Regions from separate parts of the Homo sapiens genome. Here region 1 is linked to region 2. A link is a contact called in ENCODE POLR2A ChIA-PET data. All regions are on one chromosome and are shown on one strand. The core of a region is the stretch at or near the end of the contact, and the rest is flanking DNA. Distances in the headings are between cores, read along the strand shown. Region 1 holds the start of PBX4 (PBX homeobox 4). Region 2 has its middle 29 kb from the start of HOMER3.

What was found. ChIA-PET counts read pairs that join two places held with the same protein, here RNA polymerase II (POLR2A).
Region 1: POLR2A ChIA-PET joins it to region 2 with 16 read pairs in PC-3. The contact joins the promoter of PBX4 here to the enhancer-like site in region 2. POLR2A ChIA-PET finds 5 or more read pairs at or near these places in 2 of 52 experiments (PC-3 and activated T-cell).

The regions. Positions count from the first base shown.
Region 1 is chr19:19,614,897-19,620,880 of GRCh38, forward strand. PBX4 (PBX homeobox 4) reads right to left here and starts at 3,791. Exons shown (of 8, transcript NM_025245.3): 1 at 3,615-3,791. The coding sequence starts at 3,733. RefSeq lists a silencer at 3,573-3,782.
Region 2 is chr19:18,967,326-18,972,984 of GRCh38, forward strand. No RefSeq gene overlaps it. Among named protein-coding and RNA genes, the nearest start is that of HOMER3, 29 kb to the left of the region's middle. Within about 2 kb of position 2,331, at least 10 of the 41 ENCODE cell types and tissues checked have a DNase peak (open chromatin) inside an H3K27ac peak, as active enhancers do; they include PC-3, where a contact is called at or near this core.

The sequences.
Region 1 (5,984 bases), core at 2,541-5,040, 650 kb after region 2:
GGGCTGTAATCCCAGCACTTTGGGAGGCCGAGGTGGGTGGATCATTTGAGGTCAGGAGTTCAACACCAGCCTAGCCAATACGGTGAAACCCTGTCTCTACTAAAAATACAAAAAAAAATTAGCCAGGCGGTAGTGGCACACGCCTGTAATCCCAGCTACTCAGGAGGCTGAGGCAGGAGAATTGCTTGAGCCTGGGAGGCAGAGGTTGCAGTGAGCTGAGACTGCACCACTGCACTCCAGTCTGGGTGACAGAGTGAGACCCTGTCTCCAAAAAAAAAAAAAAAAAAAAAAAAAAGAAAGATTAGCCAGGCGTGGTGGCACAGGCCTGTGGTCCTAGCTACTCAAGAAGCTGAGGTGTGAAGATTGCTTGGGCCCAGAAGGTTGAGGCTGCAGTGAGTCATGATGACACTACTGCACTCTAGCCTGGGTGACAGAGCGCGGCCTTATATAAAAAAAAAAAAGCCAAAGAAATAGTTGTATGGTGACAAGGACTCTAATTTCTCAAACAGAGCATCTGAAACTACAAAAAGTGTCAACATTCCCTGAGAAGCAAAGGAAAGAAAGTTTGAAGAACAAATTTACTTTCTCTCCCCAAACCATGAACTTGAGAGCAGGAAGAACTTGAGAGCTATGCCAGAACCCAGTTCAGTACCCAGATATTGTAAAGGTCCGATAAATATCGGCCAAATTTGTTAAAAATTCATTGAAGAACAGGCCAGGCACAGTAGTTCACGCCTGTAATCCCAGCACTTTGGGAGGCTGAGGTAGGCAGATCACCTAAGGTCAGGAATTTGTGACCAGCCTGGCCAACACGGTGAAACCCCATCTCTACTAAAAATACAAAACTAGCCACGCATGGGGCGTATGCCTGTAGTCCCGGCTACTCAGGAAGCTGAGGCAGGAGAATCGCTTGAACCCGGGAGGCAGAGGTTGCAGTGAGCCGAGATAGCGCCACTGCACTCCAGCCTGGGCAACAGAGTGAGAGTCCGTCACACACACACACACACAATTCATTGAAGAACAAATGCATGCATTATCCACCTTTTTATCTGCCTCTTCCTTCCTAGGACTGCTGTTTACCTGGCTTTGTAACCCCTCCCCACTACAGGGCTCTAGTGGGTACACAGTCCACACCACCAGACCCTAGTCCCATACCCAGAGACCGTCCCTCACCTTACAACAGTCCCCATTCAACAAGGCCTCATCCTCCAAAAGGACTTCAGTCCTTTCCTTTCCTTTTCTGTAATAATCACTGCAGGACCCAGACACAGTGGGCTGCCTTGTGAAGCAGATTCTACGGATCCTGGCTGGCTGACAAGTGGTGAGTGGAGGTAAACGGGATGGGAGGTCTAAAAACTCCTTTATTTTTCCCCATTGCAACTGGAATAAATAGTCCGAACTCCCTATTGATTGTTATCCAGATGACAAAAACAAAACTATTTTTTTATGGAGACAGAGTCTCACTCTGTCGCCCAGGTTGGAATGCAGTGGCGCTTGAACCCAGGCACCTCCTGGATTCAAGTGTTTCTCCTGCCTCAGCCTCCCAAGTAGCTGGGACCATAGACATGCACCACCACGCCCAGCTAATTTTCGTATTTTTAGTAGAGATGGGGTTTTGCCATGTTGGCCAGGCTGGTCTCGAACTCTTGACCTCAGGTGATCTGCCCACCTTGGCCTCCCAAAGTGCAGGGATTACAGGTGTCAGCCACTGTGCCTGGCTGAACAAACAAAACTCTTTACTGAGATTCGTAGGCCCCATGTAATTGGGTTCCAGTCTCCCTTTATTATTATTATTATTTTTTGTTCAGACGGAATCTCGCTCTGTCGCCCAGGCTGGAGTGCAGTGGTGTGATCTCGGCTCACTGCAGCCTCCGCCTCCCAGGTTCCAGTGATTCTCCTGCCTCAGCCTCCCAAGTAGTTGGGATTATAGGTGTGCACCACTACACCCAGCTAATTTTTGTATTTTTGGTAGAGACTGGGTTTCACCATGTTGGCCAGGCTGGTATTGAACTCCTGACCTCGTGATTCACCTGCCTTGGCCTCCCAAAGTGCTGGGATTACAGGCGTGAGCCACCGCACCTGGCCCCAGCCTTCCTTTAAACTCAACTCTTTCCCTCCCTGGCTAGGAACTTTCTCTTCCCAGCCAGACTCCGCTTTTTACATCCTCTTTCCCACCTCAGGGCCTCTGAAGGTGCTGTCCTCTCCAAAGATGTTCTTCTCCACCTGGCTTCCTATAGCATGCAACCCCTATCCCTACAGCTTTTATTGCCATTTATTTTATTTTTTTCTTTTCTCAGATTGGTACAGGATGGTCTCACTATGTTGCCCAGGCTGGTCTCAAACTGCTGGACTCAAGTGATCCTCCCACTGGGAGGCAGCTGGGATTACCTACCCATGCTACCATGCCTGGCTTATACTTTTTTGCTTTTGTTTGAGACAGGGTCTAGCTCTGTCACCCAGGCTGGAGTGCAATGGCTTGATTCGGCTCACTGCAGCCTCAGCCTCCTAAGTAGCTGGGACTACAGGCTTGCATCATCACACCTAACTAATTTTTTAATTTTATTTTTAGTAGAGACGAGGTCTTACTACATTGTCCAGGTTGGTCTCGAACTCCTGAGCTCAAGCAATCCTCCTGCCTCAGCCTCCTAAAGTGCTGTGATTAGAGATGTGAGCCACTCCACCCAGTCCTTATTTTTTGCTATTTACATTCCCTCCCCTAAATCATGTACTCGAGAGCAGGGACTATGTCAGCACCCGGTTCCCTATCCAGTTATTGTAAGGATTCAATAAAAATTTGCTGAATTCATTAAAAAGAAAATAGGTCTTCCATCTCCACCCACTCCTCTACTAACCCTTTTCCCAAAAGTTCTCGATGGTTCCCACACCAAGTTACCCCAGTTCAGTTCTTCAGTCTCCTGCAGACATTCCTGAGTCCCATTCCCAGCCACTCACTCTCCATCATCTGCCCTGGAAACTTCCCACCCACAGGCCGGGCTCGGTGGCTCGCGCCTGTAATCCCAGCACTTAGGGAGGCCGAGACGGAATGAGTGCTTGAACCCAGGAGTTTAAGCAACTATAGCGAGACCCCTGTCTCTACAAAATATACAAAAAAATCAGCCGGGCGTGGTTGCACGTGCGCCTGTGGTCCCAGCTACTCGGGAGGCTGAGGCAGGAGAATCAACTGAGCCGGGGAGGTGGATGCTGCAGTGAGCCATGATCACGCCACTGCACTCCAGCCTGGGCGACAGAGCAAGACCGTGTCAAACAACAACAAAAAAACTTCCAGCCGCAGGAGTCCCATTAACGTACCCATTTAGTCATTCACTCGTCAAAAGTCCCGTACGTGCCCATTTCTCAGCCCTACTCCCTAAACCCCTAAACCCAACCTTCTCGCCCCAAGATGAGCTGCTGAAAATCCTTCACGCCACTGCTCGGCCCCATAAGGCCTATCCAGCCCGTTCCGTTTGAACCCCATACATCCCTTCGTCCTCGGGACCCCCCTCCAGCCCTCCTCAAGCGCCCCTCGTCAGTCTGGCCTCCACGCCCCGTCCCCTCAGCCCGCCAACCTCACTGCCACGACCCTGCGTGGCCCCTGCCGAGCCCGCGGGCAGCACCTGGCCTGTGCCTCGTCCAGGCTCTGGTCGGTGATGGCCATGATCTGCTGCAGGACGTCGCTCGTGTCGAGGCGCCGCGGGGCGGGGGGCGATGGCGCGGGGCGCGGCGGGGCGGCCATGAGCGGCAGGGCCGGGCGGGCGCTGTGAGGGTGCCGTCGAGCCTGGAGCACTACCACTGGCGCCGCAGCCAACCGCCGCTGCCTGAGCGCCGCGCCCGCTCTCGCTCGCGCCTAAGCCACGCCCACCGCCGCTATCGCCAGCCAACCCGTGTATTGCACCGCCTACAGACACGCCCCTTCATCTCCGTCAGCCAACCGGCGCCACGCACCGCCCCCGGGACTCGCCCCGAACTTCCCCCTCTCCGGGCTTGGACTGGGTTTGGGGTTGCCGAGGCAACGGCACTTCTCATAAGCGCCCTCCTTCCCCTTGAGAGAGGGCAGCGCTGGCTCCGCTCCAGCCAGAGGCCCCCATCCCTCACATCTCGCGCGGTGCACGCCTCCTTCAGCCCCACTCGCATCTCCTCAGAGTTCCTGCTCCTCCTCAGGGCCCCCTTCTCCTCAAAGCCCTCGGTCCTCAGAGACCCTCACTCCCCAGAGCACCCCAACTCTTCCTCCAAGCCACCCCCTCCTCCTCAGAACCCCACACCTCTTATAGCTTGATCGACAGCCCCCATTCATTTCCAGAAGCCCCAAGCCCCAGACCCCTGCTCAGTCCCCCTAATGCTCCCTGCATCCTCAGCCCCATCAGGTGGGCCACTGGGGCCCCTGGCTCTTCCTCTAGAGCTTTCCACGCCCCGTTCACCTGGCTAAGGCGGGGCGCAGGCGTGCGTGGTTGATGGCAACGAGGAGGTCAGAACGCAGCGCTTTTCTCCACTGCAGAAATCAATTCCAGTCACCTTTCAAGGTCCAGCTGAAGAGTGACCTCGCTTGTTTATTCATCTTCGCAGATTACAGTTCTGGGCATAGAAAATGCTACCACGTGGTTACCGAATGAAGGAAGGATGTTTACTGAGAGACTCCCCTGCAGTGTACCCCAAATCAGAGCGAATCCTCACATCTTTGTTTCTAGTCCTTAGGACACAGCATCGAAGGCTCCTAGTGCACAAGAAAAGGAACTGGGCGGTGGCTCATGCCTGTAATCCTAGCACTTTGGGCGGCAGAGGCGGGAGGATCACTTGAGCACGGGAGTTTGAGACCAGCTTGGGCAACATAGTGAGACCCCGTGGTGGTGCACGCCTGTGGTCCCAGCTATTTGGGACTTGAGAGGCTGAAGTGGGAGGATCACTTGGGCCTGGGAATTTGAGGCTGCAGTGAGCCATGATTGCACCACTGCACTGCAGCCTGGTTGACGGAGACCAGGTCTCAAAAAAAAAAAAAAAAAAAAAAAGTAATGGCCTGGACATGAATCTCTTCTCCAAAGTCACAGAACCTCCTGGAGCCTATTTGCTATGAGGACAGTCTCCAGATGTGGGCTCAGTAAAAGGTCCTCAGCCTGCTGGCTGGGAGCCCTTCCAGGGTGGGGCCCACGTTCTCTCCATTGCTGCTGGGGAGGAAATTCAAACACCATCTGGTATGGCTGGATTGGAGAGCGTCGGGAGACTCCAAAGGGGACGGCAGGGAGTGAAAAATGAAAGACATTGACCGAGTGTCTGGACAATAGGGAAAGCTCTCTGATGAAGGAAACCGACACTTGGCTCCAATGACAGAAAGTAATAGATTGCATGGGAGCCACGGAGACCAGTGCCTGTTCAAAAGGTCACCCACAAGCACAGCACTGCCCAGGAGGCCTGAACAGTAGTGGCCTTCAGGCTGGGTGCAGTGGCTGACACCTATGATCCCAACACTTTGGGAGTCTGAGGTGGGAGATTACTTGAGCCCAGGAGTTCAAGACCAGTCTGGGGAACATAGTGAGACCCCATCTCTACAAAAATAAAAATTAAAAAAATAGCTAAATTAGCTGGTCATGGTCCCAGCTACTTGGGAGGCTGAGGCGGGAGGATAAGTTGGGCTCAGGAGGTCGAGGCTACAGTGAGCTGTGTTTGTGCCACTGCACTCCAGCCTGGGTGAGAGAGCAAAACCTGCCCCCAACCCCAACAAAGTAGTATCCTTCAGAGAACTTGGAGGGGTGGGCACTGAAAGCTTCAGGGACCAGCAGAGACAAAAATTTGAAGCCACTTGGTGGAGACGGGAGATCGACAAGAGGAAATGGTCTCGAAGGAGACCCACGGGGTGCAGGTTAAAACCTGGAGGAGCTGATGTGAACAGCCAGCTCAGAGCGCCTGAGACAGAGTTGCCTTTTTTTTTTTTTTTTTTTTTTAGACAGAAATCTTACTCTGTTGCCCAGGCTGGAGTGTAGTGGCGTGACCTTGGC
Region 2 (5,659 bases), core at 1,081-3,580:
AGGCAAAGGTTGCAGTGAGCCAAGATTGTTCCACTGCACTCCAGTCAGCCTGGGTGACAGAGAGAGACTCTGTCTCAAAAAACAAACAAACAAAACAGTCAGCAGGAACAGGCTCCAGGGAGAGACGTTCTGCTGCCTGGGTTGGGAGGGCTATGAGAAGTTGGCAGAAGGAGGAGCCTAGGGAGGTTCCTAGATTTTTCTGAGTGCTTGAGGACTCTCTCTCTGATTTGGGGAGGCTTAGGGAGCACTGGGCAGCTCTGAGAGTGGCCTGGGAGCCTGGCTGTGCCCCCTGCAATCCTGATGCTTTGGGGTAAGCAGGTGTTTGCCCCACCAGGCCGGAGGGCAGAGCAGTTCCTCTGGAACATCTCCCAATGCACAAAGGTTCTGGATATGGGTATGACTGTGAACTTCCCCTCGGCAAATACCTCCCCGACGGAAATGCACACGCAGCCTTCTCTCTTGGAATAAGGCAGGAAAATAAAAAAATAAAAATAAAAAATAAATGTATAAGAAGGTGAAGTCACAACGGGCAGTAGACAGTTGGGGATATTGCACCATCCCTGCAGGAAGGAAGCACCTTGGAGCTGACCCAGGCCGCCTCACTCTGCTTCCTTTTGAAACGCTCGTGACTTTTCAAATACTGCATTTTGCTGACAGGGCAAAGCATGCTCAGCTGGCCATGACGACAGGCTCTCTGGAGACTTGGAGAATGTTCCAGGTTGACTCAGAGGAATGCAGGTTGGAATCCCTGCTTCATCTCTGGTTACCTCTGTGAGCTTGGGCAAGGATGGGCTTTTTATTTTTATTTTTATTTTATTTTATTTATTATTATTATTTTTTAAGACAGAGTCTTGCTCTGTCACCAGGCAGGAGTGCAGTGGCAGGATCTCGGGTCTTCGCACCCTCCACCTCCTGAGTTCAAGTGATTCTCCAGCCTCAGCCTCCTGGGTAGCTGGGATTAAAGGCACCTACCACTACACCTGGCTAATTTTTGTATTTTTAGTAGAGATGGGGTTTCACCGTGTTGATCAGGCTGGTCTCGAACTCCTGACCTTGTGATCCGCCTGCCGTGGCCTCCCAAAGTGTGAGCCACTGTGCCCAGTCCCAGGCTTTTTAATAAACTCTTCTGGAGTAACTGGGTATCTGTGTGGCACAAAATAAACCTTGATCCCTACCTCACACCCTACACACAAAAATTCACCTTTGGGGAAAGCCCTTTCTCACTCTGAGTCTCTTCTGGGCCATGGTTTCCAACTCATAGAGCTGCTGTGGTACTGGGTCCCAGCAGCCCTGCCTGAACACTTCGCAAAAAGTAACTATCATTGGAGGTGTGGGGGTTCATGCCTAGAATTCCAGTGCTATGGGAGGATGAGGCAGGAGGATCACTTGAGGCCAGGAGTTCTAGACCAGCCTGGGCAACATATGCAGACCTCATCTGTCATATATATATATATATATATATTTTTTTTTTTTTTTTTTTTGAGACAGAGTTTTGTTCGTTCCCCCAGGCTGGAGTGCAGTGGTGCAATCTCAGCTCACTGCAACCTCTGCCTCCCAGGTTCAAGCAATTCTCCTGCCTCAGCCTCCCAAGTAGCTGGTGTGTACCACCATGCTTGACTATTTTTTTGTATTTTTGGTAGAGACGGGGTTTTACCATGTTGGCCAGGCTAGTCTCTAACTCCTGACCTCAAGTGATCCACCCACCTTGGCCTCCCAAAGTGCTGGGGTTACAGGTGTGAACCACAGCGCCTGGCCCCCACCTCTTCATATTGTCACATGGGTCTTAGGCTTCCACATATGAATTCCAGGAGGACACATACATTTGGGCCATAGGAGAGACAACACATCAGACTCTCAGGAAGGACTGAAGGGGTGGGAGTGGGATTCTGTATTCGATGGGACTCTGCAAATTTGAATTGTTCACATAGTATACAGTGATTCCCTTTTATCGGAGGTTTCACTTTCTTTCTTTCTTTCTTTTTTTTTTTGAGATGGAGGCTTGCTCTGTCTCCCAGGCTGGAGTGCAGTGCTACGATCTCGGCTCACTGCAACCTCCACCTCCCAGGTTCAAGTGATTCTCCTGCCTCAGCCTCTGGAGTAGCTGGGATTACAGGCACGCACCACCACACCCAGCTAATTTTTGTATTTTTAGTACAGATGCAGTCTCGCCATACTGGTCAGGCTGGTCTTGAACTCATGACCTCAGGTGATCCACCTGCCTGGGCCTCCCAAAGTGCTGGGATTACAGGCGTGAGCCACCGCACCCGGCCTGAGGTTTCATTTTCTGTGGTGTTGGCTACCTTCCATCAACCTCAATCCAAACATATTAAGTGGAAAATTCCAGAAATAATTCGTAAGTTTTCAGTTGCCTGCCGTTATGAGTAGTGTGATGAAATCAGTCCCCACCCCGCCCCCTCCCACCCTGGATATGAATCATCCCTTTGTTAAGGGTGCCCACGCCATAGACACTACCAGCCGGCTAGTCACTTAGTAATCTTCTGGGTGATCAGATCAACCGTGTCAGTATTACAGTGCTTATGTTCCAGAAATCCAAATTTTATTAATTTTCTATTTTATTATGTTATTGTTGTTAATCTTTTACTGTGTCTCACTGATAAATTAAACTTTATCATAGGTATGTATGTATGCATAGGAAAAAAACAGTGCATACACGTTTGGTATTTTCTGAAGTTTCAGGAATTTACTGGCAATCTTGGAACATATTCCCCACAGGCAAGGGGGAACTATTGTATTATTTTGGTATTCAAAATAAAAGAGGCTGGGCATGGTGGCTCATGCCTGTAATCCCAGCACTTCGGGAGGCCAAGGCAGGAGCAATCGATCCCTTGAGCCCAGGAGTTCGAGACCAGCCTGGGTAACATAGTGACAGCCCGCCTTTACAAAAACTTTGAAAAGTAGCCGGGTGTGGTAGCTCGTGCCTGTAGTATCAGCTACTCTGGAGGCTGAGGTAGAATTGTCTTGGGCCCAGGAGGCTGCAGTGAGTTATGATCACGCCACTGCACTCCAGCCTGGGGGACAGCATGAGAGCCTGTCTCAAAAAATTAAAACAAAATAGCACACAGAAAAAAGTTTTTGAAATTAGCCTCAATAACTTGACAGTTTCATCCATGTCAGGGATCAAGCCTGAACTCTGGATGAATCACATATCTATTTTTTTTTCTTTTTTTGGGGGAGACAGAGTGAGACTGTCTCCCAGGCTGGAGTGCAGTGGCACGATCTCGGCTTGCTGCAACTTGTCTCTTGGCTTCACGCAATTCTCATGCCTCAGCCTCCCAAGTAGCTGGGATTACAGGCATGCGCCACCACGCCTGGCTAATTTTTGTATTTTTAGTAGAAACGGGGTTTCACCATGTCAGCCAAGGCTGGTCTTGAGCTCCTGACCTCAGATGATCTGCCTGCCTTAGCCTCCCAAAGTGCTGGGATTACAGGCGTGAGCCACCGCCCCGGCCTTGAACTTTAATTTGTCTCCTGTTCTGACCTGCCTCAGGTGGAGCTCTGCTGGGTGGGTGGGGCTGATAGCCTTTCCCGTCCTACATGAGTTGTAGATATGTGTGTGTGTGTGTATATATATGTGTGTGTTTATGTGAGTGTGTATGTGTGTGAGAGAGATGAATTCTTTTTTTCTTTTTACTTTTTTCTGTTTTTTTTTTCTAGGCGGAGTTTTGCTCTGTTGCCCAGTCTCAAGTGCAATGGAGCGATCTTGGATCATTGCAACCTCTGCCTCCCGGATTCAAGTGATTCTCCCACCTCAGCCTCCTGAGTAGCTGGGATTACAGGTGCCTGCCACCATGCCTGGTTAATTTTTGTATTTTTAGTAGAGATGGGGTTTCACCATATTGGCCAGGCTGGTCTCGAACTGCTGACCTCAGGTGACCCGCCCTCCTCGGCTTCCCAAAGTGCTGGGATTACAGGTGTGAGCCACTGTGCCTGGCCAAGAGATGTATGTTGTATTTTTTTTTAAGCAGAGGAAAGAAGTATAAACATTAAATTTAAAAACAAAACTTTTGGCCAAGCATGGTGGCTCAGTCCTGTAATCCCAGCACTTTGGGAGGCTGAGGCAGGTGGGTTACCTGAAGTCAGGAGTTCAAGACCAGCCTGCCAACGTGGAGAAACCCTGTCTTTACTAAAAATACAAAAATTAGCTGGGCATGATGGCGCATGCCTGTAATTCTAGGCACATGGGAAGCTGAGGCGGGAGAATCACTTGAACCCGGGAAGTGGAGGTTGCAGCGAGCCAAGGTTGCGCCACTGCACTCCAGCCTGGGTGACAAAAGGAGACTCTTGTCTCCAAAAAAAAAATTTTTTTTAAATTGTTTATTTTTTAGAGACAGGGGTCTTACTATGTTGTCCATGCTGTTAAACTCTCGGGCTCAAGCGATACTCTCCCCTTAGCCTCCCGAGTACCTGAGATTACGGGGCGTTTGCCACCACACCGGGCTAATTTTTTATACTTTTAATAGAGACAGGATTTCACCATGTTGGCCAGAGTGGTCTTGAACTCCTGACCTCAAGTGATCCACCTGCCTCGGCCTCCTAAAGTGCTGGAATTACAGGTGTGAGCCACCATGCCTGGCCGTTTATTATTATTTATTATTATTTTTTTGAGACGTAGTTTCACTCTTGTCACCCAGGCTGGAGTGCAATGGCGCGATCTTGGCTCACTACAACCTTTGCCTCACAAGTTCAAGCAATTCTCCTTCCTCAGCCTCCCATGTACCTAGGATTACAGGCACACGCCACCACGCCTGGCTAATTTTTTTTCACGCCATGTTGACGGGGTTTCACCATGTTGGCCAGGCTGGTTTCAAACTCCTGACCTCGAGTGATCTGCCTGTGTTGGCCTCCCAAAGTGCTGGGATTACAGGCGTGAGCCACGGTGCCCGGCCGAGAGGTATAATTTCTGTTTATTTTTTCTCTCTGCTTATCTTGTTGGCTGTTTCTTCTCCAATACAGTCACATTTCTTGGATAAGAACAAAAATATAATAAGACCGTTTTGAAAATGCAGGCAAAGAAATGCTGGAAAGCGGTCATGAACATGCCAACGGAGATTATCTCTGCGAGCTGAGCGATTAAGGGAGGGGTTGCAGGGTTTTTATTTGTTTTCTTTTCTGCTTCTTTGTTTCTCCATCAGGAAATTGACCAACATTTTTTTAATTAGGGGAAATGACAGTTACCCCGTGTGCACTTTTTGGCAGGACCTGGCCTTCAGCGTGGGTCTTGGGGCCCCCTGGCCAGTCTGAGCTCCTGTGGGGCAGTTTTTCTGGTCATCTGCAGAGGCCCCGGGTGCAGGCAGGGGAGCCCCAGCTCCTACGCGCTGCATTTCCTCAGAGGCTCCAGCACCACGAATTTTTTTTTTTTTTTTTTTTTTTAGACAGGAAATTTCTCTGTCACCCAGGCTGGAGTGCAATGACACAATCATAGCTCACTACAGCCTCGACTCCCAGGGCTCAAGTGATCCTCAGCTACCTCAGCCTCCTGAGTAGCTGGGGCCACAAGCATGTACCAACACCCATGGCTAAATTTTGTATTTTGTGTAGAGACAGGGGTCTCACCATGTTGCCCAGGCTGGTCTTGGACTCCTGGGCTCAAGTGATCCGCCCACTTTGGCCTCCCAAATTGCTGGGGTTACAGGTGTTA